Linked DNA regions of Mus musculus: region 2 is linked to region 1. Evidence: chromatin contacts called from ENCODE Hi-C or POLR2A ChIA-PET data. All regions are on one chromosome and are shown on one strand. The core of a region is the stretch at or near the end of the contact, and the rest is flanking DNA. Distances in the headings are between cores, read along the strand shown. Region 1 holds the start of Rnf10 (ring finger protein 10). Region 2 holds the start of Pop5 (processing of precursor 5, ribonuclease P/MRP family (S. cerevisiae)).

Evidence for each region. A loop is a pair of places that touch in the nucleus more often than their neighbours do. ChIA-PET counts read pairs that join two places held with the same protein, here RNA polymerase II (POLR2A).
Region 2: a map of gastrocnemius shows a loop between it and region 1 (4-fold over the local background). The contact joins the promoter of Pop5 here to the promoter of Rnf10 in region 1. A Hi-C loop is called at or near these places in 6 of 37 maps with a recorded cell type or tissue (adrenal gland, gastrocnemius and heart). POLR2A ChIA-PET finds 5 or more read pairs at or near these places in 4 of 5 experiments (Patski and embryonic stem cell).

Annotation. Positions count from the first base shown.
Region 1 is chr5:115,270,385-115,276,688 of GRCm38, forward strand. It overlaps Rnf10 (ring finger protein 10), which reads right to left and starts at 2,511. Exons shown (of 17, transcript NM_016698.2): 1 at 1,873-2,511. The coding sequence starts at 2,029.
Region 2 is chr5:115,232,665-115,238,968 of GRCm38, forward strand. It overlaps Pop5 (processing of precursor 5, ribonuclease P/MRP family (S. cerevisiae)), which reads left to right and starts at 3,187. Exons shown (of 6, transcript NM_026398.4): 1 at 3,187-3,220; 2 at 5,160-5,405; 3 at 5,471-5,613. The coding sequence starts at 5,386.

The DNA of each region.
Region 1 (6,304 bases), core at 1,261-3,760:
ATGTGCAAAACTCCAGAATCAGTTTATACGGTTCAGAGGCGAGTTACACTAACACCTGCTTAGACAGTAAAGCACTGGTACATCACAGCGAAAACTGGTCCCTACCCAAGTTACACAGGCAACTTCTACACATCCTCAGGTAGACCTGGTAATGGAGTTTGTCATACCCTACAGATAAACTCTCAGTCAGTAAGCCTTATAATTTTAGTGCTTTTTTTTTTTTTTTTTGCTCTTTAATTTGAGGGGGGTGGGGGGATGCTAAGGATCAAACCCAGGGCCTTGCATATTCTAGGCAAGGTCTCTACCACTGACCCATACCGTCCAGCTCTTTGAATCTTAGACTGTCAGCTCAAAGCTCCCCATCTGTCACACATGCTCTCTCTCACAAAAACACACTGCGGAATCCAAACAAAGTTACTTGCACATACATCTTTGCACTAAATACATCCAGTGATGTTTGGCACTGGAAAACTACGGGGTGTGCTCTTCCAGGAGACCCCCTCTCCCACTCCCAGTGTTACTAAGTCTCCTGGAGTTCTTTGTGTAGGGTTCAGGTTCCTAGGCTCCTCCCCACGCTCAGGTTCACTGGTGGATATGCATAGAACTCATACACATGCTTGCTGACATGTATATGCACATGCATACAGATGTGTGAAAGAAGGACATGAAGGAGATTAGCGGAAGGTTACACAGGAAGCTTTGGAGGGAGGAAAGAGAAGGAGAAACATTGTAATTAAACCACAATCTGAAACTTGGCTGTGTCTGAGATTTTGGAGGTGCTTGAGAAGCAGAGGCAGGTGGATCTCTGAGTTCAAGGCCAGCCTGGTCTATAGAGTGAGTTTCAGGACAGGCAAGGATGCAAAGAGAAACTTGTCTCGAAAAACCAAAAGACTGATTGAAAAAAAAATTACTATCTCAAAAATACTGCCAACATGGTAAAAGTTTAAAAGAGATTTGTACACAGCTCTGACACAAGATGGAGAATGCTGGACTCGGGATTCTGCCATCTCCTAATCCACAGCCTAGTTTATTCTCTGCGGTGGAATAACTCCTGGCTAGACAGGTTAAACGATTAGAGTAGTGCTATCACACCTAAAAGCCTACCCGTGTGCTTTGTGCATAATCAGTAAGTAGTATTATTATATTATTATAATAATATCATTATTATTATGTTATAGTAATACTAAGAAGCCTGACTACACACATCACTCTCTCTCTCACACACACACACACACACACACACACACACACCATGAAAGCCAAGCCCATATAACCTACCGCACACAAACAGGCATAATATTTAGGCAAAAAGTTGTCAAGTACTCTAAGCGCTTAGCCCATTTACTTAATAGTGTGTATTAGCAAACTCAAGGACTGAACCTAAATGAACTGAATGCAGGGTCTGCATGCTTTACTATCACGCCGAGCAACGCCATCCCAACATGAGTCCTCTTAAACAGAGGAGCAGACCCGGTGCCAGATTTAAGTCTGAAAATCCTCGGGCCTCACCCTCTCTTATTCAAACTTGAATGCCACCCAAAGCTAATCCGACACTAGAAGAGAAAACAAAGTCAATTGTTTTAGAGCCTGGACCGACGGTGAGTCACACAAAGCCAGGTCTTGAGGCCTTCTGTGAGGTGCTTGCCACCTGGATGACCTTAACCCTTTCCAAAATCTCAGATCCCTCATCTGCAAAATGGGGCTAAGAATAGCGCCTACTTCAGCCAGCTGTTTTGAATATGAATGCAAGGGCCCAAATTAACCACGCAGCGCAGATCGGCTTAACCGTAAATACTGGATGTCAGTGCAAGCGGAAGGTGGGTCGTTTGTCCCTCCTCCCCCAAGTGACCCGGCAGACCCGCCGGCTCTTACCACTCTTGGGTTTAGACTCGCCGGCCGGCCCCGCCGAGGCGGAGCGGGGCGGCTGTTGCCCTTTGCTGCTGCCCGAGGAGGCGGAGGAGCTGTTGGAGCCGCTGTTCTTGTCCATGTCGGAGGCGGTGGCGGCGGCGCTGGGGGAGCTCTGCGGCATCAAAGGGGGCCTCGGCGGCGACGGCGGTCGGAGCGGAGCGGGCGCGGCGGGGACCCAGGCTCATGGCGTTCAGGGCCGGCGGGGGTCGGCGGCGGCAGCGGTTCTCGGCCTTCATGGCGACATTTTTCCTTGTTTCCTTCCTCAGCTTCTCAAAATGGAAGGAGAAGCGGCAAGGTGGGGTTGTGGGGCCCAGAGGCGGCGGTGACCGAAGAGGAGGACGAGGACGAGGAGGAGGAGGAGGAGGAGGCCGGGGCTCGGAGGTCCGGGCCGGGCCTGGCGGGGCAGAGGCTGCGGGGGAAAGGGAGGCGCGGGAGGGTCGCGAGCCCCGCCGGCCGGCCGGACACGCTCTCCCGCCGCGGGGCAGGAGAGAGGGCTGGCTGTCTCGGTGCCGGGGACCGGGGTCTCCGACACAGCGACCGACACTCGCCTCTGGGCCGAGGCCGAGCTGCTCCGGGAATGGCGACGAGTCGCCAAACAGCATCTCCAAGAACCCGGATGGACTATTTATATAGTTGCCAGGCGGGCGTGGTGCATTCTGGGAAGTGTAGTCTTTTACCTACATCCGGGTCCTAGGGGAGGGACCGCTTGTGCCTGCCAATGCTTTTTTTCTCTCTTCCCTGTTCGAGGTTTCTTTTCCTTCCCGCCTCCCTAGCGGGTTCCTTCTTTTTGAGACAATGTTTCATTTTGTAGTCCTAACGGGACCTGAACTCTTTGTGTGCAACAGTCTGGCTTCCAATTCACAGATATTCCTCGCCAGTGCTTGGATTTTTTTCTTTTTTTAAAAAAAAGATGTGTGGGTGTCTGGCCTCCTACAATACCAAGCAAACACGTGGTATACAGACATACTCATATAGACAAAACACCCATACACAAAATTTTTTAGAAAACCAAGTGGAGTGTGATGGCCCACCTGCAATTCCGGTGCACCGGAGACAAGAGATCTGGAAATTCCCAGAACAAACTGGCTAGCCAGACTAGCTCAAATGGTGAGTCTACCTAGCCATTCTGTGAAGAATGTGGAGAGTCTTGGAGGAAAACACTCAATGGCAGCCTCAGAACTCCATGTACACCTGTGCATACGTGTAAGATTTTTCATACACGTATGCATGCCACATTCATATATAAAGATCGGTAAGAAGCAACATTCGAAACACCAACAAAGAGAAACAACATAGTACAGTTAAGTAAGGAGATGCTAATCAAACACGTTTCAATAGAAAAGCATCCCAGCTTGAGAGGGATAAAAGAGGACTTCTTAGAAATGCTGTGTCATGTGACACACACAGGACGAATGGAATTTGGGGGGGGGGGGCTGTTAGGGATCAAATCCAGAGCTCCATGCTCACAATCTAGTTTTCTACCTCTAAGCTACTACCTCATCTAGCCGATGAGTGGAATTTTAGCAATCGTGTATGTAGGAGAACTAGAGTGGCTCATGCCTGTATCACTAATACTCAAGAAGCAGAGACAGAAGACGGATGCCAGTGGTGCACATCTTTAATCTCAGCACTCAGGAGGCAGATGCAGGTGGATCTCTGAGTTCAAGGCCAGCCTGGTCTACAGAGCAAGTTTCAGGTCAGCTGGGGCTACACAGAAAAACCTTGTCTCAAAAAAATAAATAAATAAACAGAGACAGGAAGTGCAGAGTGTAAGGCTAGCATGTGCTACATAGTGAGACCATGTTCCTTATAAGAGAGAAAAAGAATAAAAGCAGACAGTGTAGTGTAGTCACAGGGCCCTTGCATGGGCAAAGTTCTGATTTGATCCTCAGTATCATAAATGGGAAAGGAACAAGAATGTGCGGGCCAAGCCAGGCAGTGGTGGCGCACACCTTTAATCCCAGCACTTGGGAGGCAGAGGCAGGGCAAAAAAGAAAGAAAAGAAAAGAAAAAAAGAAAGAAAGAAAAATGAAAAAAGCAGGAGTCAGACTCTTATTTGGTTCCTTATTATCATATAGTATATGAGATATTATTTAGTATGGAAGGAATCAGTTTAAAATGACATGGAGATCCATAGAACTATAACTTGGGGGGGAGGGGTTTGCTAGAGAGATGGCTCGGAGGTTAAGAGCACTGAATGCTTTTCCAGAGGTCCTAAACTCAATTCCAAATCACAAACATGGTGGCTCACAACCATCTGTAAGGTGATCCACTGCCCTCTTCTGGTGTGTCTGAAGATAGCTACAGTGTACTCACATATATAAAATAAATAAATCCATTTTTAAAAAGGAACTATAATTTTTCAGTTTTTTGGTTGTTATTTTATTTTTGTGTTTACACATGTTTTACCAGCTAGTATGTCTGTGCCATGTGTCTCTAGATACCAGAAGAGAGGATTGTATACCCCAGCACTGGAATTAAAGCACCATATAGGCTCTGGGAATCAAACCCAGGTCCTCTGGAAGAGTAGCTAGTGTTCTTAATTGCTGAGCTATCTCACCTGAAAGGACTCTGGCTAGCCTGAGTGTGGTGAGCATGGCTCTGGCAAGCCCTGCCTTCTCTCCCTATTCCTTCTGCCTTTCTAAAAACCATGAAATTATCTTCCTAAAGCTAGCCCCCAAGGTCTGTTTCCTTATTTGGCCACATCCTGCTCCTGAGGCTGACTACCAAGGTCCAGCTATCAAAGTATTGAAGTGAAGAAATCAGAAGCCTCCTTTGGCTCAGCTAATTAACATGCCCACGCCCACTTAAAGTTAAAGGCCTCATCCTAACATGGGGTTTTCCCTTTTACCTTTATAAACTGCTATTTTCTTTTTCTTTTCTTTTTCTTTTTTATTTTTACTTTTTTTTTTTTTTTTTTTTTTTTTGGGTTTTCGACCTAGGGTTTCTTTGTGTAGCCCTGGCTGGCCTGGAACTCACTCTGTAGACCTGGCTGGCCTCAAACTCAGAAATCTGCTTGCCTCTGCCTCCCAAGTGCTGGGATTAAGGCCTGTGCCATCACTGCCAGGCATCTGCTATTTTCCTATGAGCCATGTCTGTCTCCTCTCTATCCAGAGGCAAGGCTTCTTCCTATGGGACAAATGCCCCTCCCCCTCTTTCCTGTTCCCTTCATCTTCTCCCTCTTCCTCTATCTCCTTCCTATCTTTGTCCCTTATCCCTGCCCTCTCTCCCTCTGGAGGAAATAATCTCCTTTGAAAATTGAGAACTTGGTCTTGGGGGTCCTGAGTGATACTTTTCCTTTCATCACTGGCCCCAAGGAGTTTGTTTTTGTTTGTTTTTGACAGGATCTCACTTTTTAGTCCTGGGTGACCTGGAACTCTCTATAGAACCAGTCTAATCTCAGACTTACAAAGATCCACCTGCTTGTGTCTCCTGAATATGCTGTAATTAATGGTGTATACCGCTATAACCAGTAAAAACTTTTTTTATTGTTGCATTTATTTTTTGTTTGTTTCCTCTCTCTCTCTCTCTCTCTCTCTCTCTCTCTCTCTCTCTCTCTCTCTCTCTCTCGTGTGTTTGTGTGTGCGCGTGTGCGTGTGCGCGCGCGCGCACGCGCATATGGGAAGAGTATATACCATGGTTCACATGTACAGTAAGAGGATAACTTGTGGAAGTCAGTTCTCTCCTACCAGGATGAAATTCAGGTTGTTTCAGGTTGGCAGGAAACACTCAGAGCTATCACACGGCGGCCTACAAGTATCCTTTAAAAAGATTCCCCTGTAACGAGGCTGGAGAGAAGCGCAGTGGTCAAGAGCGCTTGTTCCTTTGGCTGTCGGGATTTGGTTACCAGCATCCTCTTCGGGTGGCTCACAACCACTCCTAGTTCCAGTTTCAGGTGTCTGGCGCCCCCTTCTGGCCTCCGAGGGCACCAGATACGCATGGAATCATTTAGCATACATGCAGGCCAAACACTCATACACTAAACTAAAAGTAAACACCCTGGCTGCTGTGCGGGAGCACGCCTTTAATCCCAGCACTAAGGAGGCAGAGATAGGTGGATCTGGATCTCTGAGTTCGAAGCCACCCTGGGTTCCACGACAGCCAGGGATACCCAGAGAAACCCCTGCCTGGAAGAGACACAAAACAAAACAAAACAAAACAAAACAAAACAAAACAAAACGGACAAGGAAGTTGTAGAGGGCACTTCAGGGGGAAAGTTTTTTTGTTTTTTGGATTTTTATTTTATTTGTTGTTGGTTTGGTTCTTTTGGTATTTTTTTTTCTGAGACAGCGTGTCTGCTATGAAGCTCTGACTGTCCTGGAACTCACTCTGTAGATCAGGTTGGCGCCATACGCCACCTGTCTCTGCCTTCTGAGTGCTGGGATCGAAGGTGTGC
Region 2 (6,304 bases), core at 1,937-4,436, 37 kb before region 1:
ACAGGATAAAAAGTGAATCTCTCTTCCTACTTAACACTTCTAATTTCTCTCCCCAGAGGCAGCCACCATCAACAGCTTTCTTGTGTCACCTTCTGGAAATTTCCCATGCAAATAAAGACAAGAAAGCTATGTGGATGGTAGCCCGAATCCACTATCCGCAGTGGGGTGTGTCAGAAACGGCCTTTGATCTCAGAACCCGGGAAGTTGAAGCAGGCAGGTTTCTATGAAGTTGAGGCCACCCAGGACCATGACCCAACTGTTCCCTTAAAACAAAACAAAACAAAACAAAACAAAACAAAACAAAACAAAACAAAACAAAACAAAACAAAGACCTCCACCAGAGTGTCTGGTTCAAATGCTACTCCTGAGCCCTTGCCTGTGTACCTGGGGCAAGCAAATATTTGTAATACAGCACAAATAACACCAAGCACACATCTTATAAGGCTGTGACTCGTGCACGCTCACACACACACACACACACACACACATACACACGCACACACGCACGCACACTTCTGCAGAGTTTTTCAAAGAGACACTGAGGTACCTTTTGCCAGGTCAAATAAAGGTCATCTTTGTTCACCTTGTCCTTGAAGAAAGGAGTGTGTAATTAACAATCACTGTATGGGGGTTGGAGAGACTGCTCAGCAGTTAAGAACGCCAGCTGCTTTTCTATAACTTTTTGTTTTGTTTTGTTTGTTTTTTTCCAAGACAGGGTTTCTCTGTATAGCCTGGCTATCCTGGAACTCACTCTGTAGACCAGGCTGGCCTCAAACTCAGAAATCTGCCTGCCTCTACCTCCTGAGTGCTGGGATTAAAGGTGTGCACCACCACCGCCCGGCGCCAGCTGCTTTTCTAGAGGAACCTGGTTCTCTTCCCAGCACCCACTCAGTGGCTGACCACCATCTGTAATTCCAGTTCCATGGGAACTCACGCTCTCTTCTGGCTTCCACAAGTACTGCATGCAGGCGGTACACAGATACATAAGGCGAAGAAACACACAAACACACAAAACCCAACCAAACAAAAAACCTAAACCAAAGAGTACTGTACTTGGGACTTCTTATTTGAGGAGTGAATGATCCGCAAAGCCAGTGGCCGGGAAAGATGTCCACAAGGCATCCAGAACTATGCGACAAGATTCAGGGCTCCATCTTAGGTTCAGGAGGAAATGTTCTTTAGCATTCTCCCACACAGTGGTTCCCTAGAACCCTGGCCAGGCAAATAGAAACTACAATTTGACTTAAATTGTCTCCATACCCATTTCTTCTTTTCTTTTAAACAACAGCGGGGCTGGAGAAATGGCTCAGCGCTTAAGACCATTGGCTGCGCTTCCAGAGGACGAGGGTTAAACCCCAGCGGCTCACAACTGTGCAATTCCAGTTCTAGGGGACCTGACACTCACTCAGACACACATGGAGAAGGAACACTAATGTAAATAAAAATTGTTTAAAAAAATTAAAAAACAAGGGCTGGAGCGATGGCTCAGCGGTCAAGAGCACTGACTGTTCTTCCAGAGGTCCTGAGTTCAAATCCCAGCAACCACATGGTGGCTCACAACCATCTGTAATTCGATCTGATGCCTCTTCAGGTGTATCTGAAGACAGCTACAGTGTACTTACATATAATAAATAAATAAATCTTTGAGCCGGAGCGAGAAGGAAGCAAAGATTTAAAAAATTTTTTAAAAACAAGACATCATGTATATTTAAGAGGCATTTAACTATACAAATTATTTTAATGACTTAAAAAAATAAAAACAAACAAACAATCCAAAGGGAAAAAGAAACAAGTAACTAGGCTTAAGGATAGACTTAGAGGCGCACAGGGTAGTGGCTGCTTAAGGATAGACTTAGAGGCACACAAGGCACACAGTGGCTGCTGGGAAAACAGCCACGCAGGTTCAAGTGTCCTGGGCCAGCATCCTGTGTGGCTGCAGCATCTAGACTCTTTAAAAGAGACTCCCGCGATGCCAATGTGCCTGAGAAAGCATCAGGGCTGGGGGTGTATCTTGGCAGCAGAACCCTTGCCTAAGCACCCACAACATATTCCCCAGGACCTCAAAATAAAAGCACCCTAAAACTGGGCCTAGTAGTTCATGCCTTTCATCCCAGCCCCCCAGGAGGCAGAGATGGGTGGACCTTCCATGAGTTTTAAGGATAACAGGATCTACATAATGCCACACACACCTCCTGCCTCCTGCCGCTCCCATGTAATTAAATTTATTTAGGAGGAGGCACGTGTACACATACGGAGGTCGGAGAACACCTTTCTAGGGCTTCCTATGCCAGTCCCTGAGATCCAACTCAGATCTTGATCAGGGCTTGACCGCAAGCTCCCTTCCCCATCGTCTCACCTGACCCCTGATTGATCATTTTAGCAACTATCCCAACCTCTTCTTAGACAGTTATCTAAACTTTTAGTCTGATAACGGTTTCGTTAGTTGTTTCAAAGTAGGTTTTTGGAAGGCGTAGCCGGAGCTAACCTTTTGGGCCAGCAACGTAGCAGTGGGGGCCGACAAACCCAAAGTGTGGGGGGGGACCCCCAAACGCCCACTCACCCTGATCCGGCCCACGCACACCTGACCATCTGACCTGGGCTAGGCCCAGTCTTTCCATAACCACGGTAATAAATAGTAAGCGAAACCACCCCAGGATACAGGATGAGGGCGGTGGGTGATGAATGGGCTCGACGACGCACAGGTTTGGGCTCAGCGGGGATTAGGCTCCATCCCCGCGTGAGTCATGCCTGCGTAGGTCCGCCTCTCTAAGCCTCAGCCCCTTCCTCCGCCTGACGCCGGCCCACGACTCCCGCCCCCGCGCGGCGGGGACCCGGGTGATTGCAAACAGCCGCCGGCCTCATTAGGAGACGTGTAATTAGCGGCTGGCGGAGCCGAGGGCGGGGGCTAATTACCACCGGGAGAGGCTGCGACGACACGTCGCCGCCGCCGGCCCACCGGGAGGCGTCTGGCCCGCACTTCCCGGCTGGCCCGGATCAGGGTGCTTCCTCTGGGTGACAGCCGCTCGCCGTTGTTTGTTTATTAGGCACCCGCCCTCCCGTGCCGGTGCAATCCCACCTACACCTCCATCCTAATAATTCTTAATAATCGGAACTAGAAGGGGAAGCTCTGCTTTGGAGACGCGGTGTGGTCCCTGACAGCACCGGGCCGGAGGACGAAGACCGGGGATCCGAACCCACGCCTGTGGCTACGTTACAGCAGGTGGGCAGTGAGCATCGGAGTGGATCCGAGCAGGGAGTTTGGAGACCAATGCTTTCAAGGTTAAATTCTGGGCCTGGGCCCGGACCGCATCTATAAAATGGTCTCAGGGTTAGGATAAAGGCACTGGTGCTATTTTTAGAGAGTGGGGAGTGTGGCGAGCTACACAGTGGGCCTCTGGCACCCCCTACCGGCCGCTGGCTGTGGACGATGATTGCCTCTTGATTGCAATAGTGAATGGCAGTCTGCGAAGGGACATCTGTGGTCCCCTAAAGCTGTGGCTAAGAGAAGACTGAAAACTGATTTCGGATCTTGTAAATAGTCAGCTGTGAAATATAAGTCTTGCTTTACGTTACCACACCTGGCCAGGCGAGGCCATGACAGCTGTACACATAACGGAGGTCCTGAGAACCAACTTCCCAAAGTCGTCCTCTGATCGCCACCTCCGGCCGTGGCAAATACGCACCTCCACATTTCTACAACAAATAAATAAATCTAATTTTCAAAAATGACCCTGCTACAAAGCCAGGCACCAAGAAACCCAGGATAACAAGAAAATCTGTAGACAATGTGTATTAAGGCAATGCTGACCGACTTAGTGGTGCACTTAAAACATGCAATACCGAGCACGTGAGGAATGTCTGTAGCAGCACCGGCGACAGGAAAATAGAGTCAAGCAGCGGACTTACAGGCATGTTGCATGCTTAAAACATATATGTCCAGGCCAAGGCCTGGCAAAACCTATCTCTCCAGAAATGGGGATGATGGCTCCTTCCCACTAAAGGTTTTGGCAAGGGCCTGGGAATTTGGGGAGCACTGAACCTTATCTACATCTTAATAGGGTGGCAGTCACACAAATCCACCTCACTGAGTCACACCATTAAGAATATGCACTTAGGGCTGGTGAGATGGCTCAGTAGGTAGGAGCACCTGACTGCTCTTCTGAAGGTCCGGAGTTCAAATCCCAGCAACCACATGGTGGCTCACAACCATCCGTAATGAGATCTGACTCCATCTTCTGGATTGTCTGAAGACAGCTACACTTACATATAATAATAAATAAATCTTTAAAAAAATATGGACTTAGGGGCTGGAGTGAAGGCTCTTCTGAAGGTCCTGGGTTCAAATCCCACGTGGTGGCTCACAACCATCTGTAATGAGATCTGATGTTCTCTTCTGGTGTGTCTGAAGAAAGCTATAGTGTACTTAGATATAATAATAAATTTTAAAAAAGAATATGCACTTAACATGCAAGATAAATGAAGTGTAGCACACCCCTGTAGTCCTAGTCCTTAGGAGGCTGAGGCAGGATTGCTTTGGGCTCCAAGCTAGCCTTAGGTAGATAGAGTGGGACCCTGTTTTTTTTTTTTTTTTTTTTTTTTGTTTGTTTGTTTTTTAAATGCTGGGCAGTGGTGGCGCAGGCCTTTAATCCCAGCACTCGGGAGGCAGAAGCAGGCGGATTTCTGAGTTCAAGGCCAGCCTGGTCTACAGAGTGAGTTCCAGGACAGCCCGGGCTACAGAAAGAAACGCTGTATCAAAAACCCAACAACAACAATAATAATTTATCATTTATTAATCACACAAAGGTATTCAAGGGAATGGGCTAGAAAAACGCATTAAAAACCTTAACCCTCTGTTCTTCATTTTAAAACATAATCCTCTATTCTTAACAGAAAACAGAGGGCTGGGTGTGGTGGGACGCGTTGGTAATGCCAGCGCTTCGTAGGAAAAGGCAGGGGATCAGAAGTTCGGGGTCGTCTTGGCTACACAGTCAGTCTGGGGTTAGCTTGAGGAAAAAAAGAAACCAGGAAGAGAGGGAGGGAGGATACTATATTGTTTTTGGAAACCACTTGAAAAGAACTCCCCTCCACAAAACTGTCGAAATCCCCTCAAAGAATTCGCGTATTTGGCTGTATGGGAAAACCTGTGCTCTGACTTTTAGGTCCCAGATCGTGCGACACTCTCGGACTTTAAGTGCAGGGCTGACCTTAAACGTTCACTTGGGGGACTCTGAGCGCACAGAACTTGTGTGGAAAATCCCCAGCGCCGGCCGGAGGCGAACGCATGCGCTCTTACGCCCGCCGCGGGAGGCGGAGCGTGGAGATTGACAGGGCACGCTGCCTGTCCGAGCCTAGTGCCGCCTTCCTCCCGCATCCGGCGCGGACGCCATGGTGCGGTTCAAGCACAGGTAAGCAGCGCTGTCCCCGCGCCGTCCCCGCGACCCGGGCCGCGCTCACCCCGCTGTCGCCGCAGGTACCTTCTGTGCGAGCTGGTGTCCGAGGACGCGCGCTGCCGTTTGAGCCTGGACGACCGCGTGCTGGGCGGGCTGGTCCGCGACACGATCGCCCGGGTGCACGGGGCCTTCGGCGCCGCCGCCTGCTCCGTGGGCTTTGCAGGTACGAGGGCGCTGCGGATGCAGTGCGGGGCGCGCTTTGCCAGGGCGAGGCCCGGCCAGTGTGTCGCGTTTTGTACGATAGTGGAGGGTTCTAGAAAATCGGAGTGCGGCGGGTCGAAAACTGAACAGAAGGTGCCGATCGCGCAGTGGGACAAGGCAAAAAGTTCAATACCCAGCCCCCGGTGTGTGTGCCGGGGTGGGTTGAGTTGGGGGATTCCGTTTACTGCCCGTTTTAGTGGAAGATGGGTGTTGAATTCACTAGGCTAAATGAAAGTAGCCATGTAGAATTCCTAAGAGCCATGATTTGACAGGTCACGTTAGCACGTTTTAAAATGTCAAATGTATCCCTCAAAGTTTAAACCCGGCTGCGAGCTCGAACAGACTAGACAGTAATTCTCATATGGAAACGCAGGATGGAAGCTTTGTTTTTCTCAGAATGTCGCTTCTTAGTTTAGCTCCTAATTCCGCAAGCACACTTGAACTATGCAGAATCAAACATACATAAAACCACAAAGTTTTCTTGCTTTCGCTGAGCTCTACAGGAAAACAGGCGTTTCCCCGGCAAGGATTTTTTTTCCCCCTGCAGCGTTAATGTTAATTACGGTGGAGCTGGGCTCTCTCTCCATTCATTGACCTGAGTGGTCAGCGACTTCTTGAGGGCGGAAGGTTTCCCTTAACGTTTCCTTTCAAGC